2 separate regions of the Homo sapiens genome follow, and region 1 is linked to region 2. Evidence: read pairs that join two places in POLR2A ChIA-PET (ENCODE). Cell type or tissue: Panc1. All regions are shown on one strand. Each heading gives the region's core, and the rest is flanking DNA. Links, peaks and the distances in the headings are about the cores only.

Region 1 (8,337 bases), core at 85-8,084, 460 kb after region 2:
GTCATAGCCATTTCTGACCACAGTGCTAAATTTTCTCTGCCCTTGGCCAGGATGTAAGACTTTTATTTTTTTATTTCAATAGCTTTTGGGGCACAAGTGGGTTTTGGTTATCTGGATGAATGCTATAGTAGTGAATTCTGAGATTTTGGTGCACCTGTCACCCAAGTAGTGTACATTGTACCTAATTTGCAGTTTTTTATCCCTTAGCCCTCTCTCAACGTCTCCCTTCTGAGTCTCCAATGTCCATTATACCACTCTATATATCTTTGTGTTCTCATAGCTTAGCTCCCACTTATGAGTGAGAACATATGGTATTTGGTTTTCCATTCCTGAGTTACTTCACTTAGAATAATGGCCTCCAGCTCCATCCAAGTTGCTGGAAAAGACACTATTTCATTCTTTTTTATGGCCGAGTAGTATTCCATGTTGTGTATACACCACAATTTCTTTATTCACTCATTGATTGATGGGCATTTAGGTTGGTTCCATTTCTTTGCAATTGGAAATTGTGCTGCTCTAAACATAAGTGTGCATGTGTCTTTTTCACATAATGTTTTTTTTCCTTTGGTTAGACCCAGTAGTGGGATTGCTGGATCAAATGGTAGTTCTACTTTTAGTTCATTAAGGACTCTCATAGAAGTTGTACTAATTTGCATTCCTACCAGCACAGTATAAGTGTTGGGATGTAAGTCTTCATCCACTTTTTTTTCTTTTTTCTTTTTTTTTTTAATATAAAGACAAGGTTTTACTCTGTTCCCCAGGCTGGCCTCAGGTGATCCTCCCATCTCGGCCTCCCAGAGCATTGAATTACAGACATGAGCTACTGTGCCTGGCTGACCCATTTCTTGTTAAACTTGAGACACCATCCACCTTTAATGACCTTGAGTAGTTAGTTCCATTGCATGCATCTGGTTCAGGCAAAGCCATGTACATTGGAGTGAACATTTGTATAGTGCTTAGACCAGCATCTGGTATCTTTTTAAGTGCTATGCAATTGCTAAATGCATAAGTCACTTGTGCCCCATATGTACTTGGTGTTCCAGACCAGATTGTGGTTTGCTTATATTCGTCTCACCCTAATTAAGGCCCTCGTTGAGGGCCATAGCTAGAGGGTGCTGAAGCTGGCTTGCACTGGCTTACCAGTCACTTGTTCACTTTTCAGGAGTTTTGTGAACTGGTTGTAAAACATTGACATAATTAAACATTAAATTATATGAACTTGTAATTAAACAACTTATTTTAAAAAAACAGGTAATAAATACTCAAGGCTTATCACTTCTTAATGGTTTTACTACATTCTAGTGTTATCTATATGCTTGAGGTTATGTCTATTGTATCTGTGCCATGGATAGCACACAGCCACAGGGCAGCTCACTGCCATGGTTGTTTCTTTCAATGGCTGTTCTTCAATAGATAGAAGGTGGAAACCTCAAGATGTTTTATATATTATTCTATACCAAAAATACTTTTCTAACCAATACCATTGATTTTTTCTTTTTAAAAATTGTTTAATGTATTGTACATACAAAAATGCATAAACATATGGGTATAATTTAATAACTATTATGTAGTAAATATCCAGGAAACCACTACCTAGGTCAAAAAATAGAACATGATTAGAAACCACTTGATACCTCTCCCCACATAGAGGCAACCACTCTCTGGACTTTGTAATAATCTCTTACTTGTATTTCTTTATAGTTTTGCCACTCATTTCCATATAATTTCTCACCATAATTTATTTCTGTTTTAGAATTTTATGTTACTGAAATATAGTATGTGTATATCTGGCCTTTTTCTTTTCAAATTTTTGTTATGTGCTTCAGACATGCTGTCATTTGTACTGAAAAAAAAAAATCCTTCAAACCTTGTGACTAGTGGGCATTTGATCAATTTCAATGAACTCATACCACTAACTGGAGGTGAAATTCAATGGAGATGGTGGACAGAGGGGCCCACATACATCTCAGCTATTTTTTTTAAAACCCCAGATTGCCCTCAGGCCCCTTCCATTTTTTCTTCTGGAAGCCAGGCCACCAGAGCTCAAGCACCCAGCCACTTTGTACAGCAGCTACATTACCCGTATATTTGCTCTTCCCTCATTTCCTCTGAGCTCTCAGAGTGAAAGTCCTACAGAGATATGGGTCCCACTGCAATCTTCCAAGGGTGATACCTGGCTGGTGGGAGTTGGTCATATCTTTGGGAGGGCCAAGTAAGCACTTGGCATTTCCTTGAAGGCTACCAGGATTGCTACTTGGGATGCCTCCCTTCCCCACATAGTGGGGACAGGCCTGCTCTGGCTGGGCATATGTAGGATGGAAGCAGCATGTAAAAGCCATGATGGGTGTGGGTGGCAGGTCAGCATGCTGGTCAGTGTGAGCGTGGCCTCCTGGTGGGGCCAATCCCAAACTCCTTGAGCCAGACTTCTATGGTTCTTGAAGGGAATCTATGTGCAGGAGGTGGAAATTTGGGAAGTTGATGTGCATAGGTACTCAATCGTCAAAAAGGAGTCCTCCTTTAGCATGAGAACAGAGCCCTGGAGTCCCTCTGATGTTCCAGGAATAACCGTTTAGCTTCTAAATTGAGGAAACGTTATGATGTTCTCAGGGAAGATGCTGGGGCAGCTTCGGGGAAGCCGGCATGTTGTGTAGCCCTCAGCGGAGTTATGACAATGGCCTTTTCCAATGATTAAGGAAGTAACTTGATATTTTATCATTGTTTCGACTGTACTCCTGTGCAATGGCCAAATACTAGCCCTGGGTATACGTGTGTGTGGTGAGGGACAGAATCCACGTACTCTAAGGACTCTTAATTCCTTCTACTGGCTTTCAAAAATGCACAAATCTTTCCTGTTATGGGTGAAAAAATCAAAACAAAACACATTAACTTGGTTACAAATTCTAGCTACCATTTTATTTTTCTACCATTGTTCACAGAAAAACTGCAAAAATAAAAGATCCAAATTGATAGCCTCAATCTTCTTTCTATCGGCATCCTTCTCAATCCACTTTAATCTGCTTACTTTCCCAAAAAAGTGAAGAAGGCACCGAAACTAAGAATAGGACACCATGGAAAGGGAGCTATCGGAGAACAAGCAGAAGTTCCTGGTAAGTACAGATAAGATTGATGAAATAAAGATGAATTAAGACAAATGGAGACTCCACCCACGAGCTTCTGCACACATCTTAAAAGGAGTACCGAAAAGGGCAAATTGAGAAAAAAGGAGACTAAAAGATAAAATAATATTTTTTCTCAGAATGGACAAAATATATAAATGATAAGATTGAAAGGGACTATGAAGTGCCATGTTGAATAACATTTTTTAACATCTTACACCAACTATATCACTGATGAATTTCAGAAGATGATGAATACAAAGAAGAAAAAGTTATTCAAAGGAAAAACTTCTTACCTATAAAGGAAAATAAATAATATTGGTTTTAGACTTCCAATCAACATCACTTGATACAAAAAATAATAGTTTAATTACTTTAAGTTATAAAGGGAAATATTTGATCCTAAAATTCTATTCCAGTCCAAGAAAACATTTCTAGAAACAAAAAATTGTCTCCCATTTATCCTTTATGAAAAATTTATTTGAGAATATATCTAAAGAAATAAAAATAAATCTATGAGAAAAGAAGGGTATGGAATCCAAGAAATATTAAAACTTGTCTAGTAATATGATAAAGTCCTAGGATGATCCAAATTATAGCATGAAGCCCAACATTCCAGAAAGAATGTCTTTAAAAAAAAAAGTAAATTGTATTACAGAATTTCATTGTCAGGGCCAGGCGAAGTGGCTCGTGCCTGTAATCCCAGCACTTTGGGAGGCCGAGGTGGGTGGATCATTTGAGGTTAGGAGTTTGAGACCAGCCTGGCCAAAATGGTGAAGCCCAGTCTCTACTGAAAATACAGAAAAAAAAAAAATTAGCCAGGTGTGGTGGCAGGATCCTGTAATCCCCGCTACTCAGGAGGCTGAGGCATGAGAATAGTTTGAGCTCAGAAGGTGGAGGCCACAGTGACCCCAGATCACACTACGGTACTCCAACCTGGGTGACACAGTGAGGCTCCATCTCAAAAAAAAAAAAAAATTGTTGTGAAGAAATTGTGTGATCTTCAATGAGATACCATCTCACGCCAGTTAGAATGGCGATCATTAAAAAGTCAGGAAACAACAGATGCTGGAGAGGATGTGGAGAAACAGGAATGCTTTTACACTGTTGGTTAGAGTGTAAATTAGTTCAACCATTGTGGAAGACAGTGTAGTGATTCCTCAAGGAGCTAGAACCAGAAATACCATTTGACCCAGCAATCCCATTACTGGGTATATACCCAAAGGATTATAAATCATTCTACTATAAAGACACATGCACACGTATGTTTACTGCAGCACTATTTACAATAATAAAGACTTGGAACCAAGCCAAGTGCCTACCAGTGATAGATTGGATAAAGAAAATGTGGCACATATACACCATGGAATACTATGTAGCCATAAAAAAGAATGAGTTCATGTCCTTTGCAGGGACATGGATAAAGCTGGAAACCATCATTTTCAGCAAACTAACACAGGAACAGAAAACCAAACACCACATGTTCTCACTCATAAGTGGGAGCTGAACAATGAGAACACATGGACACAGGGAGGGGAATATCACACACTGGGGCCTATTAGGGCATGGGGGACAAGGGGAGGGAGAGAATTAGGATAAATATCTAATGCATGTGGGGCTTAAAACCTAGATGACGGGTTGATGGGTGCGGCAAATCACCATGGCACATGTATACCTATGTAACAAACCTTCATGTTCAGCTCATGTATCCCAGAATTTAAAGTAAAATAACATAAAAAAGTAAAAAAAAAAAAATTGTGTGATCTTATTGATAAGATAATGATTTGTTTTACTAATCACTGGAAAGAGGACAATAAGAAGCTCTGGGAAAAGTGACTCTTAAAAAAAATCATAATCCCAATGTTGAGCAAAGTAAAATGTGACATGAATTTGGTAATTGATGGATTGTCAGACAAGTAATCTTATTTGATGTTGATGTTTGGGACATTTTCTTTCCACACAGCTGAGAGTTAGGGCTTACTGGGAAGTTCCAATGTGATAACATTTGAAGGCACCCAACATGACACCTTGTATATAGTAACTGCTCAAAGGTTAGTTCCTTCTCTATTATCCCTGCCTTAACTCCTAGCACTTCCAACTGCTTTTTGCCAAAACCTGTATTTTAAATAAGTAAGACTTCCAAACTTTGTAAATGATGTTTCAATCATTAAAAAAATCGTTTAATTTCCCTTTAGGAAGAAGTGACAGCAGCTTGGCCAGTTATAAGGAAATCAGATGATTGCTTTGGATTGCACACGAAGTTCTAAAGATTAAATAATACTCAGAAATTTTTTGGGGGGGAATTCTTGATACTCTCAATACCTTAAAAGAATAATGTAGTGACTGAAAATATAATATTAGAACACAAATACCTGTTCTCTCTGAAGGAAAAGCAGTATACTATAACAGATCAAAGTGATACATTTATGATTGCTTTACTCTTTCTCCTTTCTTTACAGCAAAGCATATATTCCCACTGCTCTGTAGCTATAGACATTTCAAGGAGATTGGTGTGTTTCAATAGGTTTCCTGTCCTTCCTTCAAAAGAAGCTGAGTGTATGAAAAATTCTAGGCAGATCATTAAAATTGTAATAATATTCCAATGTGGAAGATGAAAGGGAAGAACTCTGCCTCATGCTGGATTTACTTTTAGTGCCCAATGGGTGTTTTTTTGTCTGGTACTTGGATCAGGTCACCCCAGAAGGAAACGATCACATTAACATTGGTGTTTGCTGTGAGATATATTATTTAGTGGGACTGTAACCTTTGAAACATAGATGAAAATGAATGGAGATGATCCTGCATCAAATTCCACTTATTGAAACCAGCTATTTTGGCTAGTGAGGTGCCTGACAATTCAAAGTAAACTCATCTCTTTTGAAACAATTTATTGCCCAATTTCAGATAGCAATCTATTGCCTGATGCATGCCGGACCACATGCAAGGTATCTGTCACTGGCCCGAGAGTCTTAGAGTCATATTTTATTTGCTTCCACATCAATAGAGCCCTAATCTCACGTCAGAATTTTCTACAAAGGCAAAGTCAATAAGGATTGATATCCTATCTGCTAATGAGAGGCAGTTCGGTTATTGATGACTGTTATTTTGAGAGAATCCCAGAGCTGCCCTTCCTCCTGGCTTCTGCCTCACTTTTCCATTCTTTCATTTCATTACAGCCTCATCAGAGTGAGATTTGAGGAACACGTAGGTGGCAAAATGCAGGGAAGCTAATTTGAATACTTCAGGAGCTTCAGGAAAAGCTTTATGGGGAGGAAGTTATCTAGAAACTAGAAATCTTCATCTGATTTCACCAAGTGACTTCATCTAATGATTGGCTTTGAATGTTCACGTAAGAACAGTATTTTCACAATAACCATTAAAAAAAAAATCACACAACCTAAAATGTTAACAAATGTTCTTTTTGCTAACTTTGCAATTTCGGGAAAGATACTTAACCTCATTCAGCTTTAGCCTCATTTTTAAAAATAACTGGGAAGTAATAGCATCTACATCACTGGGTGGTGGGGAAGATTAATTGAGATGAGTTATGAAACATGATACCTGTGCATATTAAATATAAATCTAATATATGATCTGTACATTCACAGGATTAGTGAAGAGTAACAAAAATGTGGGCTGTTTTAAATCTACAAAAATATGCAGAATTTTTCTGTTGTTAGATTTTAATTTAAAGATTTGTTAAATGCTCCAAGGCCATTTAAAATTTTAGTAGAAGACAAAGTTTCACCAGATTTCTTTCTGGAACTGCTGCATAAAATGCTAAAGCGGCTTTGATGGCATTTACACTTCCCTTTGTCTTTTCTATCTATAACCACCCTTCCTTCTTCTCCACCTATTGATAGGTGCCCATTGAAGGTTTTGACTATGAGACCTTTAAATCCATCACCTATCTGTACAGTAAATTTTGGAGGAAAACCCAAAACAACTCTTGGGATTGCCAATCCTATTTAATCTAAAAATATTAGAATTCTATTAAGTAATTTTCTTTCTTTCTTTCTTTCTTTTTTAAGACGGAGTCTCCCTCTGTCCCCTAGGCTGGAGTGCAGTGGCGCAATCCCGGCTCACTGCAACCTCCGTTTACCAGGTTCAAGCGTTTCCTACCTCAACCTCCCAGCTAGCTGGGATTACAGGCATATGCTACCACGCCTGGCTAATTTTTGTATTTTTAGTAGACATTGAGTTTCACCATGTGATCCGCCCGCCTTGGCCTCCCAAAGTGCTGGGATTACAGGCGTGAGCCACTGTGCCCGGCCTCCATTAGGTAATTTTTAGGACTTTGCAAGTCACAGAGAATGATCTCTGAAAAAATGTAAAATGCTCCTCAGCTGAAGTATTGCATGTTTAAAGCTTTAAAGCATGTGACTATGTATCTTAATTGACAAAATTTCAAAGGCTTTTATTTTTTTAATTTAATTTTTAAGTTATTTTATTTTATTTTATTTTATTTTGAGATGGAAGGAACCTCGCTCTGTCGCCCAGGCTGGAGTGCAGTGGCATGATCTAAGCTCACTGCAACCTCTGCCTCCTGGATTCATGCGATTCTCCTGCCTTAGCCTCTCAAGTAGCTGAGATTACAGCCGTGCGCCACCATGTCTGGCTAATTTTTGTGTTTTTAGTAGAGACGGGGTATCACCATTTTGGCCAGACGGTCTCAAACTCCTGACCTCAGGTGATCCATCTGCCTTGGCCTCCCAAGTGCTGGGATTATAGGCGTGAGCCACCGTGCCCGGCCTCAAAGGATTTTATTCCTATAATTAATTTCACTAGATTATTTTCTAGATCAGGCACAGTATTGTTATTTGTTTTCTATCTCTTTCTCCCGGAATTTTAATTAGAATCATCTTGGCCCTCATTATTCGAGTTCCCATACGTCTTAACAGCTCCATATTTTGCATCTCTCTGTCCTCTCTGCTCTATTCTGGGTCACTTGTGTGTGCGCCTGTGTGTACTGTTTCATCAATCTTCTCTTCAACTGTGCTTTATTTTCAGTTTAGCCCATTGATTGAGATTTTAATTTCAACATTTGATGTTTCCTTTGTATGAGTTTTATTTCAAATATAACTTTCATTTTAAATAATTTCTTTTTGATGGGTGATCTGATTTTATCATTTATTTTCATTGTTTTGTAGGTAGTCATTCTGTATTCTATAGCTGCAATTACATTATCTACAGCCCCTGGATCTGTTGTTTCCTCTCCTTT
Region 2 (8,337 bases), core at 221-8,220:
GCCAAGATTGCGCCCGGGCTACAGACCCAGACTCCATCTCAAAAGAAAAAAAAAAGAAAAAAGAAAAAAGAGATGGGGTCTTTCTGTGTCACCCGAGCTGAAGTGCAGCGGTACCAATAGCTTACTGCAACCTTGCGTTGAACTTCTGGGCTCAAATAATCTTCCCACCTTAGCCTCCGGAGTAGCTGGGACTACAGGTGTGCACCATGCCAGGCTAATTCTTTTTTGTTGTTAGAGATGGGGTTTCGCTATGTTGTTCATAATGTTCTCAAATTATTGGGCTTGAGTAATCTTCCTGTCTCAGCCTCCTGAGTAGCCGAGATTACAAGTGTGAGACACCATGCCCAATCTTTACATTTTTTTAAACGTAAAAAATTTCTTTGACAGAGGAGCAAAGGTAATACAATAGAGAAAAGATAGTCTTTTCAACAAATGTTGTTGAACAACTGGACATCCACATGCAAAATATGAAACTAGACAGACCTTACATCCTTCACAAAAATTAGTTCAAAATGGATCACAGACCTAAATGTAAAACGCAAAACTATAAAGCTCACAGAAGATAACATAGGAGAAAATCCAGATGATCTTGAATTTGGTGATCACTTTTTAGATAGAACACCAAAGGCAAGATCCGTGAGAGAAATAATTGATAAAATAGACCTCAGTAAAATTTTTTTTTTTTTTTGAGACAGAGTTTCGCTCTTGCTGCCCAGGCTGGAGTGCAATGGCGCAATCTCAGCTCACTGCAACCTCCGCCTCCTGGGTTCAAGCGAATTCTCCTGTCTCAGCCTCCAGAGTAAGCTGGGATTACAGGTGCATGCCACCACGTTCGGCTATTTTCTGTATTTTTAGTAGAGACGGGGTTTCATCATATTGGTCAGGCTGATCTCGAACTCCTGACCTCAGGTAATCCACCCACCTGGGCCTCCCAAAGTGTGCGTCTATTTATCTGAAGATTGTTAGTGCAGTTAAACTATTTTGTATGATAATATAATCATGATGCATGTCATTATACATTTTTGTAAACCCACAGAATGTATGATGCCAAGAGTGAGCCCTAATGTAAACTATGGACTTTGGGTGATAATGATGTATCAATGTAGGCTGGGTGTGGTGGCTCATGCCTATAATCCCAGCACTTTGGGAGCCCTAGGCAGTGGATCACTTGAGGTCAGAAGTTCGAGACTAGCCTGGCCAATATGGTGAAACCCCATCTCTACTAAAAATGCAAAAATTAGCCAGGCGTGGTGGCAGGCTCCTGTAATCCCAGCTACTTGGGAGGCTAAAGCAGGAGAGTCCTTTGACTCGGGAGGCAGAGGTTGCAGTGAGCCAAGATTGCACCACTGCACTCCAGCCTGGAGTGAGACTCCGTCTCAAAAAAGAAAAAAAAAAAAAAAACTGGCCAGGCATGGTGGTGCACATCTGTAGTCCCAGCTACTCCGGAGGCTGACACAGGAGAATCACTTGAACTCGGGAGGTGGAGGTTGCAGTGAGCTGAGATGGCCCACTGTACTCCAGCCTGGGGACACAGACTCCATCTCAAAAAAAAAGATAAAGTATCAATGTAGGTTTATAGGTTCATTGATTTTAATAAATGTATCCTCTGGTGAGGGATGTTCATAATGGGGGTGTGAGACGAAGCAGGAACCCCTGTTAGGGGCCTGCCAGTCCTCCCACCTCTCTACCATCCTGCCACAAGCATGAAAATAGAGGAAAATCTTGAATTTCTTTAAGAACAAATCCAGCCGGGCGCAGTGGATCACGCCTGTAATCCCAGGACTTTGGGAGGGTGAGGTGGGCGGATCACGAGGTCAAGAGATGGAGACCATCCTGACCAACATGGTGAAACCCTGTCTGTACTAAAAATACAAAAATTAGCTGGGTATGGTGGTACATGCCTGTCAGTCCCAGCTACTCAGGAGGCTGAGGCAGGAGAATTGCTTGAAATCGGAGTCAGAGGTTGCAGTGAGCCGAGATCGCGCCACTGCACTCCAGCCTGGCGACAGAGCGAGACTCCGTCTCAAAAAAAAAAATAAGTAAATAAAATAAAAATAACAATTCCAGATACCTAGCTAGTGCTGAGAAGTAAATAAGCAATTTGATAAGCAAGAAGGTAATAGTAGCCTAAAACGATAGCCAACTGGGCGAGGTGGCTCACGCCTGTAACCCCAGCACTTTGGGAGGACGAGTCGGACAGATCACTTGAGTTCCAGAACAGCCTTGGCAACATGGTGAAACCCCATCTCTACTAAAAAGGCAAAAAATTAGCTGGGCGTGGTGGGGCATGCCTGTAGTCCCAGCTACTCAGGAGGCTTGAGGCAGGAGAATCACTTGAACCCTGGAGGCAGAGGTTGCAGTGAGTCCAGATCTCGCCACTGCACTCCAGCCTGGGCAACACAGTGAGACCTTGTCTGAAAAAAAAAAAAAAAAAAAAAAGAGTAGCCAAGGAAGTTGGAATCACGAGATGTTTGGTTCCCTATAGAAACTAAAAATAATATCGTAACATATGGCCCTGCGTTTCATAAACATGGATCCCTAACAAATGGATCCACTGCCACATAGACCTCAGATAAGGGAGAACTGAGAACTCAACTCTCCCGCATTCTTTGTTCTAAATTTCTTCCTGAGGAGCCTGGAGAAAGCCACACCCACGAGCCAGACCCAACGTTCTTTTCTGCGGAACCCAGTCTTTATAAATGCTTCCCTTCCTTAACCAGTTGTAAATCAGAAAATCTTTGAAACCTTGTTTTTCCAATATGGCGGATAGGAGCCGGTGTTAGCGTGCCTCTCCCACTTGGAAAGACAGAATAGTGTGTAGAGATTCACACTGTGAACATTTTTCCGAGAAGCAACACAGGAACTTAACAGAAAACCACAGACCCTTTGAAAGAAGCAGTGGGTAGCACCCTACACTGTGAAGTAGAAAACTGTTGAGTTTTCAGAGCCTGAGAGGAAGCGCGATGGCCGCCATGCCACACACGCCCTAAAAGAGCTGGGCAACCCAGGCCACAGGGGAAGGCCTTAACCCTACCCAGCTGTTGCTGATTTAGTGAGTGATGGGGAATGTGTGAGAAAGAGTGGCTCTGGGAAGTGCTCTGCACGCACTCCCAGACTCACGCAGGGACAGAGGGAAGCCATTCCTGATCCTACCTCACAAAGGACCGCTGGGAAGTCGGCCAGCTAACTCAGGCGATGGTCACAGGTTAAGAGAAGCTCCCAAGTGAGATCTGCGATATAATCACCTTGACTGGGGACGATCTCCGTTGTCCAGAACCGAGGGTCGAGCGGGAAGTGCGGCGAAGGAGCTGGTTGCCCTTGCTTTACAGGTGGACGCTGGGAGGGGCGTGGCCTGAAAGCCAGGGTTGCTATCTCTCTAGGAAGGCTTATGGCCTGGAGCTTTTTTTTTGAAACGGAGTCTCCTTCTGTCGCCCAGGCTGGAGTGCAGTACCGTGATCTTGGCTCATTTCAACCTCCGCCTCCCGGGTTCACGCCATTCTCCTGCCTCAGCCTCCAAGTAGCTGGGACTACAGCGCCAGCCACCACGCCTGGCTAATTTTTAGTATTTTTAGTAGAGACGGGGTTTCACCGTGTTAGCCAGGATAGTCTCGATCTCCTGACCCGTGAACCGCCTGCCTTGGCCTCCCAAAGTGCTGGGATTACAGGCGTGAGCCACCGCGCCCCGCCGGCCTGGAGCATTTTTGAGTTCTGAGTGCAGGCTGCCTGGAACCTACCTAACTGTTGCTAGTGGAACACTGCGGGTGGGAGCTGTTTGGGGCTTACTGCCGCCTGCTACCCTCGGTTCCCCATGCAGATTCTTTCGTGCAGCAGAGGCAGCTGTGCTTTTCCCTGGAACATTACTCCAGCAGCCAGGAAACTTCCCTCTGATCCCCACTAAGGCCACTGCTTGTGCCTACATCTGGGGAGCCGGAGGGTGGACTTGCCTGACCCAGCCCCCACCTGGTTTTGCCAATCCACCCGCACAGATAGTGTAACACAAGGGACTGGGACATTTAGGAGTGGAGCTCCATGGCCCTACCCATGGTCTGAGAGGCCAGAGTACTTCTCCTGGGTGACATAAGGCAAGCACAAATTCCATTGCTACCACCACAGCTGGCGCTTTTTGCAAGCACCAATTCCTGGCTGGAGGCCAACCAGTGCAGCCCAGTACATTTGCAGACACAATAACGCAGTGTTCAGGAAGGAGAAAACTTGAGTGACCTCAGCTATTGCCACTGCCTGCATCACCTTGGCTAACTAGGAGGTCTTGAGTCTGTCCACATGCCCAGTACATTACTACGACAGCTGGCATTTGAGGAGGCCAACACACTAAGCCATTTGTAACCAAGGAAATCTCAGAGTCTGTGTCACTCTCCTCCTGACCCCATCAGAGCTGGTGCTGGTACCTGCTGCTGGGAGACTTGAGGACAGGTCACATCTCTGGATCCCTTGCAGACATTCCCCAGCACCAATCTGGAGTGTGACAGCCCCACTGAGCAGCTAGACCCAGAGGAGCAGTATTCACAGTAGTCTGGCCCTCAGGGACTGCTACTCCTAGGGGAAAGGGAAGTGTACTACCTTAAGGGAGCACCCTCTGGGACAAAAGAAACCAGGCTGCAGGACTTGAGTTCCTAGTATTTCCACTTGTGGGAAGTTTCTTTCAGCAAAGCCACAGGTTCAGTGGTAGGCTCAGTGAGGAAAGTCTGTGGCCCTACCCCAATAGTCAAGCATCCCTGGCACTCATGAAGGGTCTTGGAGAAGAGAACTTCTCCTCTCCCTTTCCCACCACTGCAGACATAGCTGGACCTTCCCCCATGAGAACTTGGCATAGGTGCATTCGTAGACAACCTTTCTGGAACACTATAGGGTGACTGCAACCCCACAGGAGGAGTGCCATCCAGGTTCAGGCTTGCATGAGAGGGAGAGTCGCAGTCCCTCTCTATGTGGAACAACAGCATTCCTGCAGATGAACAGAGGTGCTTGTCTCACCAGAACAGTCGGAATGCTGGGTCAGAAGTGTAACTAGGAGGTAGATCCGCTTCCTGCTGACCTGGCAAGGGAGCTGAGGTGGCTCCCTCTCTTCCCCCTGAAAAGACAGTGCGTTTCGCTGAGAGCCTCCTCAGCTGCCTCTGTCAAGAGTGGGGCCTCTGCCAATCATTGGGGTATTGCATTTACCCACCTGCTTTAGCTGCAGCCAGTTTCTACCCATGGGTAACTCCTACTGGCTTGAAGCCTGAACTGTTCAACCCAGTGAATAAAATACTGGGGGAAAAACTTCTTTAAGTGTGCACATTGGGGAATGAGGTAAGCTTCGTGAGACCTCTGCTATTCCAGCCCCACAAGAGACAGTGAAACAATGTACACAGCCTGTACCTTGCTACTACAACCAGCATCTGAGGAAGCCATTGCACAAAGATTCTCTTTAACCAAGGAGCACATACAGAATCTGCATCACTGAAAGCACCCGGAGCCAAAGGTAGCTGACAGTAAACTGTAAGTATTAAAGTGACATCCTCAAGGGGGAAATAAAAATAAAATTTAAAAACTTGGCTGGGCACAGTTGTTCATACTTGTAATCCCAACACTTTAGGAGGCTGAGGCAGGTGGATCACTTGACCCCAGTAATTTGAGATGAGTCTTGGCAACATGGCAAGACCTCATCTTGAAAATAGAAAAACAAACAAACAAACAAAAACACAACAACAGGCCGGGCATGGTGGCTCATGTCTGTAATCCTAGCACTTTGGGAGGCCGAGGCGGGAGATCACCTGAGGTCGGGAGTTTGAGACCAGCCTGGCTAATATAGTGAAACCTCATCTCTACTAAAAATACAAAAATTAACTGGGCTTGGTGGCACCCTCCTGTAGTCCCAGCTACTTGGAAGGCTGAGGCAGGAGAATCGCTTGAACCCGGGAAGCGGAGGTTGCAGTGAGCCAAGATCGTGCCACTGTACTCCAGCCTGGGTAACAGCGAGACTCTGTCTCAAAAAAACAAACAAACCAAAATAAAAAAAATTAGCCTGGCATGGTGGCAGTCTCCTGTAGTCCCAGCTACTTGGGAGACTGAGGCAGGAAAATCGTTTGAACCTGGGAGGTGGAGTTTGCAGTGAGCTGAGATCGTGCCATTGCCATTGCACTCCAGCCTGGGTGACAAAGCAAGACTCTGTCTCAAACAAAACAAAACAAAACAAAACAAAACAAAACCAAAAACACAGTTGGACGCAGTGGCTCAGGCATGTCATCTCAGTGTAATCTCGGCACTTCAGGAGGCAGAGGCAGGCAGACACTTGATCCCAGTAGTTGAGACATGCCTGGGCAACATGGAGAAACCCTGACTCTACAAAAAACACAAAACGTAACGAGGCATGGGGATGCACACTTGTAGTCCCAGCTACTCAGGAGGCTAAGACAGGAGGATTGTTTGAGACTGGGAGGCAGAGGTTGAGGTGAGCTGAGATCATGCCATTTTGAGACAGAGGCCCTGTCTCAAATAAATAAATAAATAATAAATAAATAAAAGTCAGTCAAATAAAAAATAAATTCAAAAATAATTAAAAGAAATAGTTGAAGGCCAGGCGCAGTGGCTCAAGCCTGTAATTCCAGCACTTTGGGAGGCCAAGGAGAGCGGATCACGAGGTCAGGAGTTCAAGACCAGCCTGACTAACATGGTGAAACCCTGTCTCTACCAAAAATTTAAAAATTGGCCAGTGGGGTGGTGCGCACCTGTAATCCCAGCTACTCGGGAAGCTGAGGCAGAAGATATGCTTGAACCCGGGAGGCAGAGGTTGCAGTGAGCCAAGATTGCGCCACTGCACTCTGGGCAACAGAGCGAGACTCCATCTCAAAAAAGAAAAAAAAAAAATAGGCCAGGCGCGGTGGCTCACGCCTGAAATCCCAGCACTTTGGGCAGCCGAGGTGAGTGGATCACCTGAGGGCAGGTGTTTGAGACCAGCCTGGCCTACATGGTGAAACCCCATCTCTACTAAAAATCCAAAAAAAAGTTAGTTGGGTGTGGTGGTAGGTGCCTGTAATCCCAGCTACTTGGGAGGCTGAGGCAGGAGAATCAATTGAACTCGGGAGGCGGAGGTTGCCGTGAGCCAAGATTGCGCCACTGCACTCCAGCCTGGGCAACAGAGTGAGACTCTGTCTCAAAACACACACACACACACACACACACACACACACACAAAATTAGATTTGGAAATAAAACTTAGGTTTTATCTGTTTGGCTCCAATCAGTATACAAAAAGTCTTCTCTATATTCATATAGCAAGCATAGCATTGGCATATTAGTAAGGCCATAAAGGACTAGGCACTGATTACATCTACAGGTCGATTAGTAAGGAAATCTTAATGAGGGAGTTAGTTAAAAACTTATAAAGAACCATTTCAGGAAGTTTATTAATCTCTACTGATTAAAATGAATCACAACAATTTGTTGCCCTGTATAATTTAGGAAGAAGTAGGCTAGTAGGTCCTTAATGTTTGCCTATGTGTAAGATGAGCCCGAGTCATAATTTAGATCTATAATGCTGGCCTTATTCACTTGAAATGCCCTTAAATATCCTACTAAGAAACCTTCTATTTAATTACTTAAGAACACTTTAACTCCATAAAATTTGAACTGTTGGGACAGGTTGATTCAATTAGGAGTATACGAATAACCAATATAACTATTGTCATAAAATTCTTTAAAATTAATGCAAAGCTACAGGATCTTCCTAAGGTAGGACTGAAACACAAACAAAGCTGTTTTCTTTCTACTGTGTGTTATTAAGTTTAATTGCTTCATTCTCTTGATTGCTTTTGAAAGAGAAGGAATCGGCCGGGTGTGGTGGCTCACACCTATAATCCCAGCACTTTGGGAGGCCGAGGCAGGCGGATTACAAGGTCAGGAGTTTGAGACCAGCCTGGCCAACATGGTGAAACGCCGACTCTACTAAAAATACAAAAAAATTAGCTGGGTGTGGTGGCACATGCCTGTAATCCCAGCTACTCAGGAGGCTGAGGCAGGAGAATCACTTGAACCTGGGAGGCAGAGGTTGCGATGAGCCAAGATTGCGCCATTGCACTCCAGCCTGGGCAACAAGAGCAAAACTCCGTCTCAAAAAAAAAAAAAGAAGAAGAAGAAGGAATCAATCAAGCTTTCACCAAAAGCTGATGCCATTGCATTACGTATGAAGTTGGCAAGGGAAGACAGACTTGTGACCTAAAAGGAAATCAGGATTTAAAGCATTTACAAATGTGAGGCTCTTCTGTGTCCAAGTCTCCTTTGGTAAGAGACATACTGCATTTGACCATTAACTTCCATGCTATTCACTTAACATAAGTTTCTCAA

What was found. Peaks named below come from ENCODE experiments on the same cell type or tissue, not always from the same donor. Only the 100,000 strongest peaks of a DNase experiment are listed, where the experiment ranks them.
Region 1: POLR2A ChIA-PET joins it to region 2 with 5 read pairs; 2 of 35 experiments call an interaction of 5 or more read pairs at or near these places.

Annotation. Positions count from the first base shown.
Region 1 is chr12:18,941,072-18,949,408 of GRCh38, reverse strand. No RefSeq gene overlaps it. Among named protein-coding and RNA genes, the nearest start is that of PLEKHA5, 180 kb to the left of the region's middle. In Panc1, for the core only: no CTCF peak of the experiment used is centred there; no DNase peak of the experiment used is centred there.
Region 2 is chr12:19,399,033-19,407,369 of GRCh38, reverse strand. It overlaps a transcript of AEBP2 not described here. Among named protein-coding and RNA genes, the nearest start is that of AEBP2, 36 kb to the left of the region's middle. In Panc1, for the core only: no CTCF peak of the experiment used is centred there; a DNase peak (open chromatin) is centred at 4,167.